Regions from separate parts of the Homo sapiens genome. Here region 1 is linked to region 2. The links are chromatin loops, found by intact Hi-C in ENCODE. Cell type or tissue: heart right ventricle. All regions are shown on one strand.

Evidence for each region. A loop is a pair of places that touch in the nucleus more often than their neighbours do. Peaks named below come from ENCODE experiments on the same cell type or tissue, not always from the same donor. Only the 100,000 strongest peaks of a DNase experiment are listed, where the experiment ranks them.
Region 1: a loop joins it to region 2, with 14 times the contacts of the local background. A loop is called at or near these places in 73 of 110 quality-filtered maps.

Annotation. Positions count from the first base shown.
Region 1 is chr10:90,864,720-90,872,719 of GRCh38, reverse strand. RPP30 (ribonuclease P/MRP subunit p30) reads right to left here and starts at 746. Exons shown (of 11, transcript NM_006413.5): 1 at 652-746. The coding sequence starts at 733. RefSeq lists enhancers at 436-495, 626-895, 614-908. In heart right ventricle, CTCF peaks have their summits at 1,326 (motif pointing right) and 7,099 (motif pointing right); DNase peaks (open chromatin) are centred at 759 and 1,299; H3K4me3 peaks cover 1,613 bases; H3K27ac peaks cover 1,043 bases; H3K27me3 peaks cover 1,127 bases.
Region 2 is chr10:89,793,450-89,801,449 of GRCh38, reverse strand. No RefSeq gene overlaps it. Among named protein-coding and RNA genes, the nearest start is that of LINC00865, 32 kb to the left of the region's middle. RefSeq lists a silencer at 7,502-7,551. In heart right ventricle, CTCF peaks have their summits at 7,401 and 7,601 (motif pointing left); no DNase peak of the experiment used is centred here; H3K27me3 peaks cover 782 bases.

The DNA.
Region 1 (8,000 bases), 1.1 Mb before region 2:
CTTGATTCTTTTTAATCTCTCTATTCCAACACTTTACAGTCTACGGAATACAGAACCCATGACTAACTCCAATAGTTAAAACAGGTTCTCGTCTCTCAAGGCTTTCGCTTCCCTTCGATTTGGGCCATGCTATCCTCCTCCTCCACCTCCACTCCGCTGTGTATGTCCTCTGCCCCCACCTACCCTCTCTCTGTCTAGATAGTATTGTTCCAACACTCCCACGTCCTCCTCCTTCTCCGAGCCTCCACGGCGCTTCCTGTCCGTGCCCCAAATTCCAGTATTTGTTTAGACACTGTCGTGAGAATCAGGAAGGGCTGATAGTAACTTAGAAGCTTAGAAGATTGTACCCTTGGAGTCCAGCTCCGGCTTCTGTCACCTATCAGCTGTAGGCCCCTATGCAAATCCCTCGCCCTCGTTAGGCCTCAGTTCCCTCATTGCAGGAAAGTAGCTGAACCAGATAACAACCCCCAGAACCTTCGAGTTTCCCGCGCTAGGAATCAGACCAACACCTCGGCGGGCATCAGCCTCCAGGGACATCCCAGAGACTCTGGGAGACCTGACCGAGACCCATCAGGAAATAGTTACTCCGGAGTGTGGCCCGATGGTCTGGGTGGCATGAGGTTGGCCAGGCGCGAAGCCGGGGCAACTCACGGTGAGCGGCTGTCTCCACAAGTCCGCGCAGAGCCTTCAGGTCAGAACCCGCTCGCAGGTCCAAATCTGCAAACACCGCCATGCTGAAGTCCCATGACCGTCCGCGCGCGCCAGTCTGCGCAGCCGCTGAGCCCGCCCCTCAGGCATGCTGGGAGCTGTAGTTAACCTGCGCAGTCCGTCTCTACCTCCAGTTGACTAGGGATTCGGAGAAACTTACTTGCTTTGCTTTCATCTACCACCAGAATTTGTGTGTTGAAATCAACAGCTTCATTTCAATCTCTCTTTGTCTTCTTCTGAACGACAATGTTTGGTTCCCCCTGGAGGGGTTCCAATTCCCAACTATTCAATACTCCTATAAAATAGTGTAGAAATGAATTCATTCAAAATGCACGCACACGGTATCTACTTAGTGCTGCTCATGAATCAGAGAATTCTGCTAATGGGTGAAAACGCTATTTAAAGAGTCTTAAAGAACACGTTTTCCTTTCCTTTCCCTAAAGTCCATTCCGTTGTTTACAATGGACTTACCGGGAAGAAGGCGTTTGTGTGTGACGGACTCTAGGACTTCAAAAGAGAACTACCCCAAGACGAGGGTCTTTTTACCCAATCAGAACTGTTGATGTCAAAGCCCGCTATTCTCTGTGGCAGTCAACATCTTCAACCACAAGATGGCGGGACTCGCTCTAGGACGAGCGGTTAGAGCCAACATTGATTTAGCCAAAGACATGTTTGAAAAGGGAGGTGCAAAATTGAGATGTTTTACACTTTTCCAGCTGAGAAATGTACAAGGTGACGCATATCCCACATATCTGATGTTTCCACTTTTTTCCGACTTAGTGTAAATGATCTATTGAGGATAATAATCAATTATACTACAAAAGTGTGACTATAGTTTACATCAGTGCTCTCAAACTACCTGTGATGAAGGATCAGTTTCTCCCTCCTTTTCCTCTACCCCCAAACTCTTCGCGAACCAGGATGTGGTCCTTTATGCATTACCAGTAAGCAGCCTGGCCTCATGGGAATCACAAATTTGACAACACTCGAACTGCCCTATACCTGGCTGAATAGAATCTGCTGATCAGGAGCTTGGATTATCAGGACAATGCCAAAGTACTGTAAACTTTCTAAACATCTTCACTTTTTGTTTGTTTGTTTGTTTTATTAACGTGCGCACAGCAACAACAATCACAGAATTAGAGGCTCGGTCATTTGACCTAGGGAGTATCCTAGTTGGTGGCCTGCTGAGTTTTCGTTTCGTTTTGTTTTGTTTTTAGAGAGAGTATCTCGTTATTGACCAGGATGGACTCTAACGCAAGCAATCCTCTCTCCTAGCTGTGATTACAGGAGCCCACCCACATGCTTCACCCATCAATTTCTCTTATTTACTGATCACAAACAGTTCACAGATAGTCTCTCGTCTATGGACCACACCTTAACTAGTACTCCTTTATGCGATTTTCTTGTCGGTCTCAGAAGGGAGGAAGGATCTGTTCCATGCAGTAGCATGCAATTCTCTTCTTGGTTAACTTTTGTAAAGAAGAGATATTTTGCCTTTTCCAGTACTTGATATTTCCTAAGTGGGAGTAGAAGAGAATATTACTTCTGCAAATAGAATAAGGTCATATGAAGCAAACGCTTTGTTTTTCATGAGAATATCTAGTGTTAATTTTGCAGGGTCACACAGGCATCATCACCTATGACCATAACAATCTAGATTGGTCAGAAATATGACCAATGTGTGGTGAAGGTGAATAAGGTGATAGTTCAATTATTTTTTCATTTTTAGTTGACACATTGTAATTATACATATTTATAGGGTACAATTTCATGTTCTGATACATGTATATGTTGTATAATGAACAAATCAAGGTAATTAGCATATTCATCACCTCATGCATTTTTGGTGATAACATTAAAAAAAACTCTTCTAGCTGTTTCGTGATATATAAACAATACCTTACTGTTAACCATAGTCACCTTGTGTGCAATACAACATCAGAACTTATTCCTCCTATCTAACTTTGTACCTGTTGACCAACCTCTCCCCATCCTCCTCCCTCAATCCCTCCCTCAATACCAATCAGTTGGCTATAGGTGCATGCATTTATTTTTGGTCTCTCTATTCTGTTACATTATTGGTCTATGTGTCTGTTTTTCTGCCAGTACCATGCTGTTTTGGGTACTATAGCTTTGTAGCATATTTTTAAGTCAGGCTTTGTGATATCTCCAGCTTTGCTCTTTTTGCTCAGGACTGCTCTTGCTGTTTGAGGACTTTCGTGGTTCCACACAAACTTCAGGATTTTAAAAAATATTTCTGTGAGGAATGTCATTGGTATTTTCATAGGGATTGCATGGAATCTGTAGATCGTTCTGGATAGTATGTCTACTTCAACAATATTATTTCAGTTCATGAACATGGGATATCTTTTCACTTATTTGTGTCATCTTTATTTCCTTAATTTTTTTTATTGTACAGATCTTTCACCTTCTTGGTTAAGTTTATTCCTAGGTATCTTTTTTTGTAGCTATTGTAAATGGAATTGTTTTCTTGATCTTTTTAGATAGTTCCCTATTAGCATACAGAATGCTACTGTTTTTTTGTATGTCAATTTTGTATCCTGCAACTTCACTGAATTTACTTGCTAGTTTTAAATGGTGGAGTTTTTTTGGGGGAGCCTTTAGGGTTTTCCATGTATAAGATCATGTTGTCTGCAAACAGTAATGATTTGAGTTCCTCCTTTCCAATTTGGATGTCTTTTATTTCTTTTTCTTGCCTAATTGCTGTGGCTAGGAGACTGTTTAATTATCTGATGCTAGTATGAGACTAAAGTGGGCTTCTTTGAAAGTCACAGAACTTTTGCTGTGGACTGTACCATATAAACTTCTTTTCTTCTCTGCACCCTAAGCCTGGGTGAAGAGGAAGAGAAGAGGTAAGAAAGAATAGGAATAGATAACAATCAGTATTTAGCACTATACTGAGGGCCAGCGAATTTGCTAAGTACTTATGTATGTATCTTATTTTCAAAGCAGCTGTGTGTTAAATGCTGTTTTTTATTTTTGTTTTATTACTGTTTTCAGATCTAGACTTGCAGAAGTACTGTTTTTTACTTTTTGTTATTTTGTTTTTAAAATCAATATCCATTTTTTATATCTGAGAAAACTAAGGCATTATTAGTGGTAGAACTACATGTGGATGGAGGCAATTTGTTTCAGTTCTTGCCTAGTGTACTGCTTCCTGAGCAAAGCAAGCAGAGACTAGAGTTGTTTGGGAGGGAGGAGGAGAAGAAGAGAAAAGAAGAGAAGGGAGACCAGAGAGGAGAGAAGGAGAGTAGAGGAAAGGAGAAGTAGGAAGGGAGAAGGAAGGAAAGGAAAGAAGTGGAAGAGGGGAGAGAGAAGTGGAGAGAAGAAAAAGACAAGACAGAATAGGGGAGATGAACAGGGAAGAGGGGTCAGAAGTTGGCCTGAAGGGATGGCTGTGGCAACAAGTATCTGCACCTTGAAGAAGACCATAGAAATTTCTGACTGGAAGATAATAGTACTGTTTAAGACTGGTAGCAGTGGCTCACACCTGTAATCCCAGCACTTTGGGAGGCTGAGGCAGGAGAATCACTTGAAGCCAATTCACGACTAGCGTGGGCAACAAAGTGAGACCCTGTCTCTACAAAAAATAAATTAGCCAGAAGTGGTGGCACACACCTGTAGTCTGAATTACTGGGGAGGCTGAGGTGGGAGGATCCCTTGAGCCCAGGAGTTCCATGTTATTATACAATGAGCTATGGATTGCACCACTGCACCCTGGTGTGGGTGACAGAATGAGACCTGTCTCTTAAAAATCCTAGCTACTTGGGAGGCTGAGGCAGTAGAATTTCTTGAACCTGGGAGGCAGAGGTTACAGTGAGCAGAGATTGCACCATTACACTCCAGCCTGGGCAACAAGAGTGAAACTCCGTCTCAAAAAAAAAAAAAAAGTACTGTATAATTATGATAAGCATTTTACATCAGTTATCTGATTTGATCCTTACAATAGCCAATGAGAGAGATATTGTTATTCCCATTATATCAAGGAGAAGTCCTGGGCTCAGATAGGATGGCTCTTGAGTCATTTCTTCTTCTGCGGGAAGCCTAGAAAAAGAGGATGGTTTTTCACATCCAACGCAATCATTGAGCCCTTCTCATCCTCCCAGAAGAGCTCTCTTTTCTGGGCTGTGTGTGGGCTTGGGTGTGTGCTTGATTAGTCTTTGGCCTTATCCTAAGTTTATTCCATTCACCCCTCCTGAGTGAACTGAAAAATGCTCCACCCAACCCCTGTCCTCTTGCAGCTTAAGGCCGAGGGGGAGCCAGGCAAGAAAACCATATTATAAAATGATTTAGCCAGATGTATTGGGAGCACAAAGCAGAGATTTATCTCCCAGATTGAGAGGGAAGTTTGGGAGATCTGAAGGGAAAAAATGGCAGTTTCCTTGAGGGAGTAATGCTTGAATTAAATTTTGACACATGGAAGTGGAAGAGGAACATACATGAGACAGAGATCTAGGGTGTTGAGGGTATATCCAGAGCTGGCACAAAGTAGGTGGTACTCAGCCAAAAGTAACTGATTGAATAAATGAACTCATGGCCTCTTGTTTGACTTTGTTCCCATATCAACAGAATTGTAGCACTGTTGGATGTATTATTTAATCACCTGGCCAGAAATTCACTGAACTGTGCACATGGTGCACTAGTGTGATACACCAGCAACTGAAACAGAACCATCCTCTGTGTCCCACATGGTGGGACACTTATAGGAGCTCTTGGGGAGACTAAAAGAAGATGCCTTAACTCCAGGCTGATATTACAGTTGCCCTATTCATCACATATCTGGAAGTTTGTGCAGTGAACCATCTGCCCAGCCTTTCCCAGAAGCCCTCATAAAGCAGACCAGAGGGGTTAATTGCTAAACCTAGAACTCTAGTGGCACTCCATAGGACATCACCAATCCAGGGAGCTGCTCACAGCTCACAGTGATTCCTTCCTCATCTTCTTACCTTCCCCCAGAAACTCTTGTTACTGACCTGATATCATAAAAATTTGTCCACTTTCTGTGCTGGGGTAATCTGCCCCTGCTTGCAATATTAGTTTTCTTTTGAAGTGCAGGTAAATGAAAGTGAAATTTTTTTACACTCATGTTTCTATTAAAAATTGGAAAATGAGACAGATGTAGGCTTGTATTTACAAAAATTTGCATAAGAACATGCTTGATTGTGAAAATAAAGAGTAGTCCTACCTCTTTAAGATGTAAAGTGTGCCTGATTTTTTAAAAAAAATACAATTTAAGGAGCCATTATGAAAGAAATCAAAGGAAGAATTATGACTGGTATAGGGAAAAGATGCATGATGATAGACTTAAATGTAAAGAAGAGGACTGAAATTTCAACAGGATTTTTGAAAAACAAATAGAATAAATGATGGTATTAGGATTCTCCAGAGAAAAAGAATCAACGTGTTTGTGTGTGTGTGTGTAGAGTGACAGCGAGAGAGAGATTTATTTTAAGGAATTAGCTCAAGTGATTATGGAGGCTGACAAGTCCTAAGATCTGCAGTCAGCAAGCTGGAGATCCAGGGCAGCTGATGGTGTCATTCCGGTCTGAGTCTAAAGGCCCGAGAACCAGAATTGCTGATGGTGTAGTTCCAGGTAGGCTGGCTCAAGAAAGAGCTGACATTTCAATTTGAGTCCAAAGGCAGGGAAAAGCTGATGTTCCAGATCAAAGGCAGTCAGGCAAAGGAATCTTCCCTTTCTCAGGGGATAGTCAGCTTTCTGTTCAGGCCTTCAACTGATTGGATGAGGCCCACCCACATTAGGGAGGGCAATCTGCTTTTCTCAGTCTACCTATTCAAATGTCAATCTCCTCCAGAAACATGCTCACAGACACACCCAGAATAATGTTTGACCAAATATCTGTGCACCCCATGGCCCAGTCAAGTTGAAACATAAAATTAACTTTCACAGTGATGCTGTCTAGAAATGCTTACATATTAAGTGAAAAAAAAATTGCTCAGGCAACAAAAACTTTGTATCAAAGGCAAGTTTAAAAAGAAAGTTTATTGGAGGCAAAAGAAAGCACAAGTCCTAAACAGAAACTAACATTTACAAATGTAATATCTGTAGCTTTTACTGCTCAGTATGTTGTAAATATGGCTTAGAGCTTGCAAGACAAGTTATATGAAAAAACCTAAGTTATTTCTGGCATTTTTTCGTTGCAGCTGATAAGTGTATAGAAACCTAAAAGCTATTTGTGTTGGAGAGTATTTTGAAATGACTAAAAATTTTTTTTGGAAATGGCGCTTCAAAAAGGCACATTAGGAAGTAGCTTATTTTTGTGTATGGAGAAGAGGTTTTTTTTTTTTTGTTTTTTGTTTTTTTTAGAATTTTAAAGTACACTTTTCAGAATTGGTAACCATGGCTACGGATGGGACTCCAGTAGGGGTCAGTGTTACCATCAGACTTATGAAATATAAGCACGATGTAACAAGATTTTGTCAAGACACAGAATTTAAGCCAATTTATTGTACCATTAACAAGAAACCACTTTGAGCTCTAAATTTAAAAGCCATACCAATAATAGCTAAGGCACTAACCATGGCCCACACAGTTCATGCTCCAAATAGCTACAGTGGATGTTGAGAACTCAATTTTGAGCGGCTGAAAGAAATTTACTTATTAATGTCATCAAGGTTAAAATATCCATCTTGGCTCACCAGTGATGGCTGAATCAAAGATTTGGTTCTTGTGGTTGATGATATAACCCCTGCCCCTTAAAAAAATCATATAAGCAGATTTATTCATATATAACAAAATTACATCTTTGGGAAACTCATCTGGGTAGGAATGATCTAGCCCATTTTTTGCACTGAAACTGGTTTTCAGATATGAAAATTATGGACTAACCCTTTATTGCAGCACCAAATTGTGAAGTCGAAGACTATGATCCAAAAAAGACACTCTGATTTAAACCTTTAGACTTGATGATAATATTGCTTAATTTGCCTTTTTCAATTGCTACTGCTAGTGCGAATAAAAATTACAAAAGGAAGTTTTTGAACAGCAGTGCATTGTATTGAGAACTTAAAATGATAATATTGGAACACTAGAATTTTACAAATATCTTGCCAGTAATTAGTCTAAATTGGAGATTAGTAAACTATGGTCCATGGGTGAAATCCGGTTTGCCACCTGTTTTTGTATGCCTCGCAAGCTAAGAATCATTTTTAGATTTTTAAGTATTTGAAAAAACATTTAAATGTGTTATTGAACAATTAGTGTCAGTCAACAACTTATTTTAGAAAAATAATGTGACCCTTCTTGCGCA
Region 2 (8,000 bases):
CCTCGTGATCTGCCCACCTCGGCCTCCCAAGGTGCTGGGATTACAGGCGTGAGCCACTGTGCCCGGCCATGTGTGTGTATTTTTATATACATATGTATACACATATATACAATAAAATTCAGGATTTTCAGCCATTATTCCTTTGGACAGGTTTTTTTCCCCTTTCTCTCTTCACCCTCTAGGACTCTCTTAATACTCATATTGGTTCACCTGATGGTATCCCATAAGTCTCTTTGGCTTTCTTCACTCTTTTTCTTTTTGCTCCTCTGACTGGATAATTTAAAATGACCTGTCTTGTTCACTGATTATTTCTTCTGCTTGATCAAGTCTGCTTTTGAATCTCACTAGTGAATTTTTAGTTCAGTCATTGTCTTCAGCTGCAGAATTTCTGTTTGGTTCTTTGCATTGTTTCTATCTTTTCTCTTGAACTTCTTCTTTTGTTTATTACTTGTTTTCCTGATTTCATTTAGTAGTTTATCTGTGTTCTCTTGTAACTCACTGACCTTCTGTAAGATGAGTATTTTTGAATTCTTTATCATGTAATTCACAGATCTCCATTTCTTTTGGATTGGTTACTAGAGATTCACTTTGTTCCTTTGATTGTCATATTTTCCTGATTCTTCACATTTCTTATAGGTTTGCATTGTTGTCTAAATATTTGAAGAAGCAGATACTTCTCTCAGTCTTTATGGACAAATTTTGATCGGGCGAGAGCTTTACCAGTTCAGTGCTTAATTTGAAGCAACATGGTGACTGACCACTGAGGGAGTGCATTGCAAGACTAAAGCAAGGGTCTCTTCACTCCCTTCCCTCCCACCTAAAGGAAAAGCCTCGTTTATGGTTTTTCCCAATAACCAGAATAGTTCTGGCTTTAAGAGATGCCAGCCCCTTTTCTTAGTTACTAATTGTCCCAGGAGGCTGAGATCTGTCACATTCAGGATTTGCTATGAAGAGATGGAAACCAGCTCCATAGAGGGCAACCTAAGATGCTGCAGATAGACCCCCTTCACTTCCTTCCCTCCTTTGTGGAGGAAAAATATCAGTTCTGTGCCTATTCCTAATCTTAAAGAGCAGTATCAGGTGTAAAGGGCTCACTCTCTCAGGGAACCAGGCTCTAGAGATCATCCAGTGCTTACTCTGATGCAAAATGAAAACTGGCCTTATAGAGGGTGCTCTGAGAGGCCAGAAGGCCAAACAGCCAGGCTCACCCTCCAAACAAATCCCCTGCCCCACAGGAGAAATCTTGGGCTGAGGTATCTTCTCAGTGTTTAGCTAAGGCAGTTTGCAGAAGTAACTGATGTGGGTAACGTGAAATTGCTCTTCTTAACCAGATAAATGTTACTGCTCTCTGTTTATGCTCCTGTCGAGTGCTTCTGCTTTTTAGTTGGGTTCTGAATTTCTTCAAGGTATTTTTGTATCAACATCATTCTTTTATCAGTGTTTCTGTGGAGGAATGTGCGGTTCAGCTTCCTATGCCATCATCTGTCTGACATCTTCAGAAAAATGTTTTTTAAAAACCAAAAGAGAATGAAAAATAACTGATCTTTTAAAGCTGTGTCAAAATGTTGATATTTGTTCAAACGTGCACCTCAGAATTGTCAGTGGCAGGAACACGAAGACAAAGCAGTGGGTTCAAACAGCTTTGCTATGAGTCTAGGGGTTCCTAAGGAGAACTTATGCTGAGTCATGTAAAATATTAAAGGGAAGGATAAAAGAAAATAGCAATAAGGTAGGTGTTAAACAACCAGAACTTAGATGAGAAATTAGGCATGGCAGAAAAAGAAGAAAGGAGAAAATATGGGGACTCCTGCAGAGCAAGAAATGGCAGGCCTGGTAACAGCCTCAGCATGTGAATGGGTGAAAATAAGAGTGATGTTTAAAATTACCTCTTGGACTGCCAACCTGAGGACACATCACACTGTTGGAGGAGATTGAGTCTCAGTAATGCATATTTGAGAAAAACTTGTTATGACTTCATCATCCTAAAGTTGAACAAAGACAGGGCTTCTAATAAAGAGAAATGTCCTATATCACCAAGACAGATTCAGAGATAAAAATGAGATGTAGAGGAATTCTTTCCTTGTAAGTTTTAGGAAAAAAAATCTGAAAGGAAGTAAGGCTTCAATGAGAACAAATGCAAAGGAACAGGAACTGTGAGTGGGACCAATGTTCAGGCAAATATTTTATAACATTGTAAGCAGTAAAATACCCAGTACATAGTAAACCTCACAAAATAGCAGATACAATTACCTGTGCACAAATTTTAGCTCACCAACTAAATTAAGAGGTCATTCTAAAAATTGCTATTAATATTCTCCCTTCAAAGTACATAGTATATTACCTTGTCTTTAGAGACTGCTCAACAAATGTCTGTTGAATAAATGAAGATAGTTAATAAGTCCATTTTATCCTTCCTAAATGCCACCTTCATTGGTAATAATACTTTTCTTTCCTTCTCTCTCTAGCCTTTTCAACTATAAATAGGAAAGAACAGGCTATGACTAACCACAAACTAGATTATTTCTCCCTATGAAATGAGTTCATTTGGACTCACAGACTGTTACAAGTAGAAGGAATTTTAGAAATCATGAAATCTAGGAGTTTTTAGGTCGTGCTCCATTATTCGACGTTGGGGTGGGGAAGGACCTATACTCAACTTTAATAAGTAACTCAGCTCTTATCTGTTTTATATATTGGTCTTTCTAGTAAAATTTTATTTGCTCAAAGCTTGTGAAGCTGAGCAAAATCTAAAAATGATCGAATCTGAAACTCTCACTTCATAAAGAGATAGCAGCTAAGAGAGATGCATAGCTGTAACTAAAAAAGTTTTTCTGTATAAAAAACAGTATTTATTCCTAGCACATCAAGCAGCCCCTAATTTGGGATATGTTTTTTCAAGTCAATTTTATGTAGACTTGCCAGATAAAACACCAGATGTCCAATTAAATTTGAATTTCAGATAAACAACAAAAAATGTTTCATATAGGTATGTCTCAAATACAGCTGCACTTATCCCACTGTCCAAACACCTGGGTCCATAAACACTCCATCTTAGAAGCTGTTGTAGCATCTATGCTTTCAGTGTATTGCTATCAAGAGACTATTTCTCACTCTCAGTTTGAACTGTAAAAACTCAGCCCATAAATCATACTCTCAGGTGTGCTATCATGGACTGACTCAGGATCAAACAGCCATTACCACAATAATCCTGACCACACGTTAGGGCAAAATGAGTGATTTCCTTTTGAAATTGGAAGGTATAACTGATCAGTGTTACCTTAAATATAATACTCTGCACATGTTCACAATTTAGTGGATCAGGTGGATGTGCGCTGATGTGAATGTATGTCTGTTTAAGGAAGTTGTAACATTTGTGCTGTTAACTTTTGGTGCCAACTGGACAATCAAACTTTAAATCATCCATTGCTTTCTTGTCATAGGCATCAAAATACTTTCCTTTCCAAGTAAACTATCTCTTCACTTCCAATTCCATTCAATAATGGGCTTCATTACAAATTCCATTTGCCAAGCATAGTGCTGGACATAAAGGTCTCCCTCCTTAATGTGCACTCATTCAGAAAAGGAGTCAAATGTGAAATATACAAATATAGTGTAATGTGCTATTCTGTGCAGGAGACGCGTGAAGAGAAAAGAAAAGGCACACACACAATACCTTTGAGGGTAAACAACCTTTATCCCACATAAATGGCAATGCAGATACAATAAGCAAATGATATAATAAGCAAATTGATATAATAAGCTAATTGCAATGGGAAAGGGAGAAGGGAAAACATATAGATACACATTCACCAGACTATGGAGGAATCATCACCAGACTGGGAAGCAACAGCCTGGGCTCCAGAGTCAGCCACCCATCCATGCACAGACGAGGAGAGGTCTCATGAAGATTCAGCATGGTCTGGGACCCTAGCTCTTTTTGTAATGAGTTGTTTGGCATGAGGCCCAGTCATGAGGGCCCTTCACGACTTGGCTCAAGGAGCACAAAAAGGTCAACTTGTTTTTGCGATTGTTTGTTGTTTTTCGATAACTAACATATAGGAATAGATTGAAATAGAGATTTCTCTGAAACAGTGCTGAATGAATGCCTCAAGGGGCTCACACAACCTGTTCCAGGACTTGGTGACTACTGTTTGTGTCCACGTTCAATTGAGTTCAAATTTAATATTTAACTTTTCCTCCACATGTGCTGAGTGCTATAATGGGGTAAATAAGAACCACTATGAGCACAGAAAAGGCATGTGAGACAGAAGTAAAGTGGGAGTTAAACAAAGATGAAAGAAGAAAGTGGATCTACAGGGACCGTACAGAATGATCAAAGGCTCAGAATCATGAAATGCCATAGCGTGCTCAAGAAACTATGAATAGGTTGATGTTGCTCAAATGTAAAGTTCAAGAGGAAGAAGAAAACGACAACTAAGCTAAAAATCTAGAGTAACTTTACAACATAAAACACTAAATCACTAGAAAAGCTTTAGCCAGGAAAGTGAAATGGTTCTTTTCTTTATTAAATTACCCAGTCTCAGATATTCCCTTATGGCAATGCAAATGCACTAAGATAGTTTGGATATAAAAATTTGAGACATGGCCAGAAGCGGTGGCTCATGCCTGTAATCCCAGCATTTTGGGAGGCCGAGGTAGGTGGATGACTTGAGGTCAGGAGTTCAAGGCCAGCCTGGCCAACCCTGTCTCTACTAAGAATACAGAAATTAGCTGGACATGGTGGCACACGCTTATAATCCCAGCTACTGGGGAGGCTGAGGTGGGACGATCGCTTGAACTCGGTAGGCAGAAGTTGCAGTAAGCCGAGATCGCACCACTGCACTCCAGCCTAGGTGACGAAGAGTTGAAGAGTGAGACTCCATTTCAAAAAAAAAAAATTGAGACATGAGTTTTGGATAAAGCTGCCTGGAAGCAGTATGGAAAAGGATGGAGGTTGGAGTAAAGGAAAGAGGGTGTGGTCTGGTCTTGCTCACCCTTGTATCCCCAGCCCTAGCACACTGAGTGGCACAGTGTAGGCACTCAATAAATAGTTGTCAAAAATACAGAATGAGAAACATAATGTACAGGAAGAAAAGACACTTTAATGAGTTTATTTGCAGATACGGTGAATTAGAAGTAACTGCAAAAATCCAGGGAGAGAACGCTGGAAAATTTGGAAGATTAGGTTTGTGCTATGGTTTGGATATTTGACTTCTCCAAACTTCATGTTGAAATTTGATCCCCAATGTTGGAGGAGAGGCCATTAATGGGAGGTGTTTGGGTCATGGGCAGATCCCTCAATAATGTCTTGCAGCCTGTCCTCACAGTAATGAGTGAGTTCTAGTGCTAGCTCTATTAGTTCCTGCCAGAGCTGGTTGTTAAAAAGAGTCTGGCACCTCCCCACTCTCTCTCTCGCTTCCTTTTTCACCATGTTATCTCTGCACACAGAAGCTCCCCTTCACCTTCTGCCTTGGTTGGAAGCAGCCTGAAGCCCTTACCAGAAGTAGATGCAGGTACTATGCTTCTTGTACAGCCTGAAGAACCATAAGCCAAGTAAAGCTCTTTCCTTTATAAATGACCCAGTCTCAGATATTCCTCTACAGCAACATAAACAGACTAAGACAGTTTAGAAATAAAAATCTGAAAGTTATCCAGCACATAGTTAAATGCATAAAAGTAAGAAGTGTGTCAGAAACAGACCCCAGTGAAATTCAACATTTAATGAGATTTACTTCCTTCTACTTCTCAGTCAATCACTTTTGCCTTACCTAAGTAGACCATCACTGTCCCCCATGCTGCTTACAGGACTGGCATATGACACGGCCCCAGGGGACATATTTCTATGTTTTGCTCCAGGGAAGGCCAACCTTTTGTCTTTATGACCTTCCAAGGCAGAATCACGTGCCTATAACATATTGCAAGTAAAGGCAAAAACTGCAATTACTTTTGCACCAACCTAATATTTTCCCCCATTTGCCAATTCAGTTCTCTCCAGTTCTTTAAACAGCCTGTGAGCTCATGGAAATCCTCTTCCATGAAATTCTCCTGCTGTGAACCACAGAATGGCAACATTCCTGAATATCCTCACCATCAAATAACAAATTACCAACCTGCTTTTCAAAATGTGAAACTCTTACCCTTTCTCAGTTCTTTTTCCAATTAGATACCTTTGTTTGTTGTTTACCCTTTAGATCAAATTTGGCCTGTCATAATGCAAACACCTTGTTGTCTGTTGCTATTTCATTTATTGTTTCTAGTGATGTATTTGCTCTGACCTGGTGCCTACCCTGAAGAAATCACAGCCTGCGTCAAGTAGAACAACAGACAGCCTGGATTTTCTAGCACAATTCTGTTGAAAATATTCACCCCATAATCAGGTGTTATGTCAAACTGTGCCTTTGGCTCAGGAAATGTTGTTAGGGCATGAACACTTGGCAGATTGCCTGGTATTGACAATTTAGGCACTTAATACATGCTTTTTAGAAATAACAACAAAGAAGCTTAAACTTCTAAAGTCTTAGCTTTGTCTAAAGCCCACAGGGCTTCTTTAGAAAGGATAATGTCTAAAGTCAACATTATAAATATATTTATGGTCTATATGCCAATATAGTAACTTCTCAGTGATGGATCAGTTAGGAATAAAATTTATCTGAGAACAATAGGAAGCCTGATCAACAGTTGCTTTTCCCCTCATAGCAAGTGCAAACATAGGCAGTCCCCCGTCAGCATAGCAACTGCTCAGAGTTGCCATAAAAGAGGGACCCAGGCTGCTCTCACCTGTCCATTCTGCCCTTCTTTGTTACACTGGCTTTTGTCCTCACACTTGTCATCCCATGGACAGTGGTGGCTGCTCCACTTCTAAGTTTCATGTCTCCGGGAAGATAGTAGCAAGAGGTCGGGAGTGGAGGGACAAGGGAAAAAGACATTTCTTGTACTGAGGTATTGTCATTTTATTCAGGAAGGGAAGTCCTCCTTAGTGATTTCACTTACATCTCATTGACCATCTCTCCCTACAAGGGAACAGAGAGACGGAGTTTGTAGTTTTACAGCTTCTATGACAGAGCTAGACAAATGAGATGAAAGAAATGAAAGTGGGAGTTGCCAATCAAGTACTTCAGACTTCAGAAAAAATCAAAACCACATTATTGCATCTGCAGATTTCCTAAAATCCTGTGAGCAACACATCTTACGCTAATTTACTTGTGCTGACGTTGATTTCCATTTGCATAATTCTTGGAGTGATCTTATTTCAAAATTTTCCACTCTATAATATATGAACAATATTACACTTCTCATTTATATGGTCTATTTTATCAAAGTAAACTAGGAAAAGGTTTGAAAATATTTGTACATGCTAATTCAGGTAACTGGATGAAAAAATATATTTTTGGCCATGTGTTATTTTTTAATTAGTTCCTGGAATCTTCCCCAGTGGTGGCAAGAATTTATTTGGTTGGCAAGCAACAGTACCAAAGACAATTTTACCTATCTTTCCACATTTTTGCCCTGTTTAGTATATTACATAAATTGGAGTTGCATATGTAAGGCCAGAGAATGGGTTTTGTCCAGGGTCTTTTTCATTGAGAAGTGCTTTGTCTCCATCTGGTGGACAATCATAACCTCACAATGTTAGCAGTTAGCGGACGCTCTGAAGCCTGGAGGCACATTAGGATCAGAGAGGTGCTTGTAAATAATCTAATACCTACCCCCTCCCCAGACCAACTGAGTCAGAGGGTGTAGGATAGAATCAGGCTTAGTATTTTTTTTAAGACTTGTAGGCAACTTTATTGTGTAAATAAGATTAAGAACCACTGAGTTAGAAAAAGCTCCAGATTAGTGATGAATATTGGACAATTCCTTGTGTAAGACTGCTATAAAGTAAAAAGAGCAATCTATATAGGTAAACTACATAATCTTCCAAAGGCCCTTTTACATCTTCCAGAGCAGAAATCACCAATGAGCGGCTAGCAATGTAAGAAATCTAAATCTAAATCCAAATT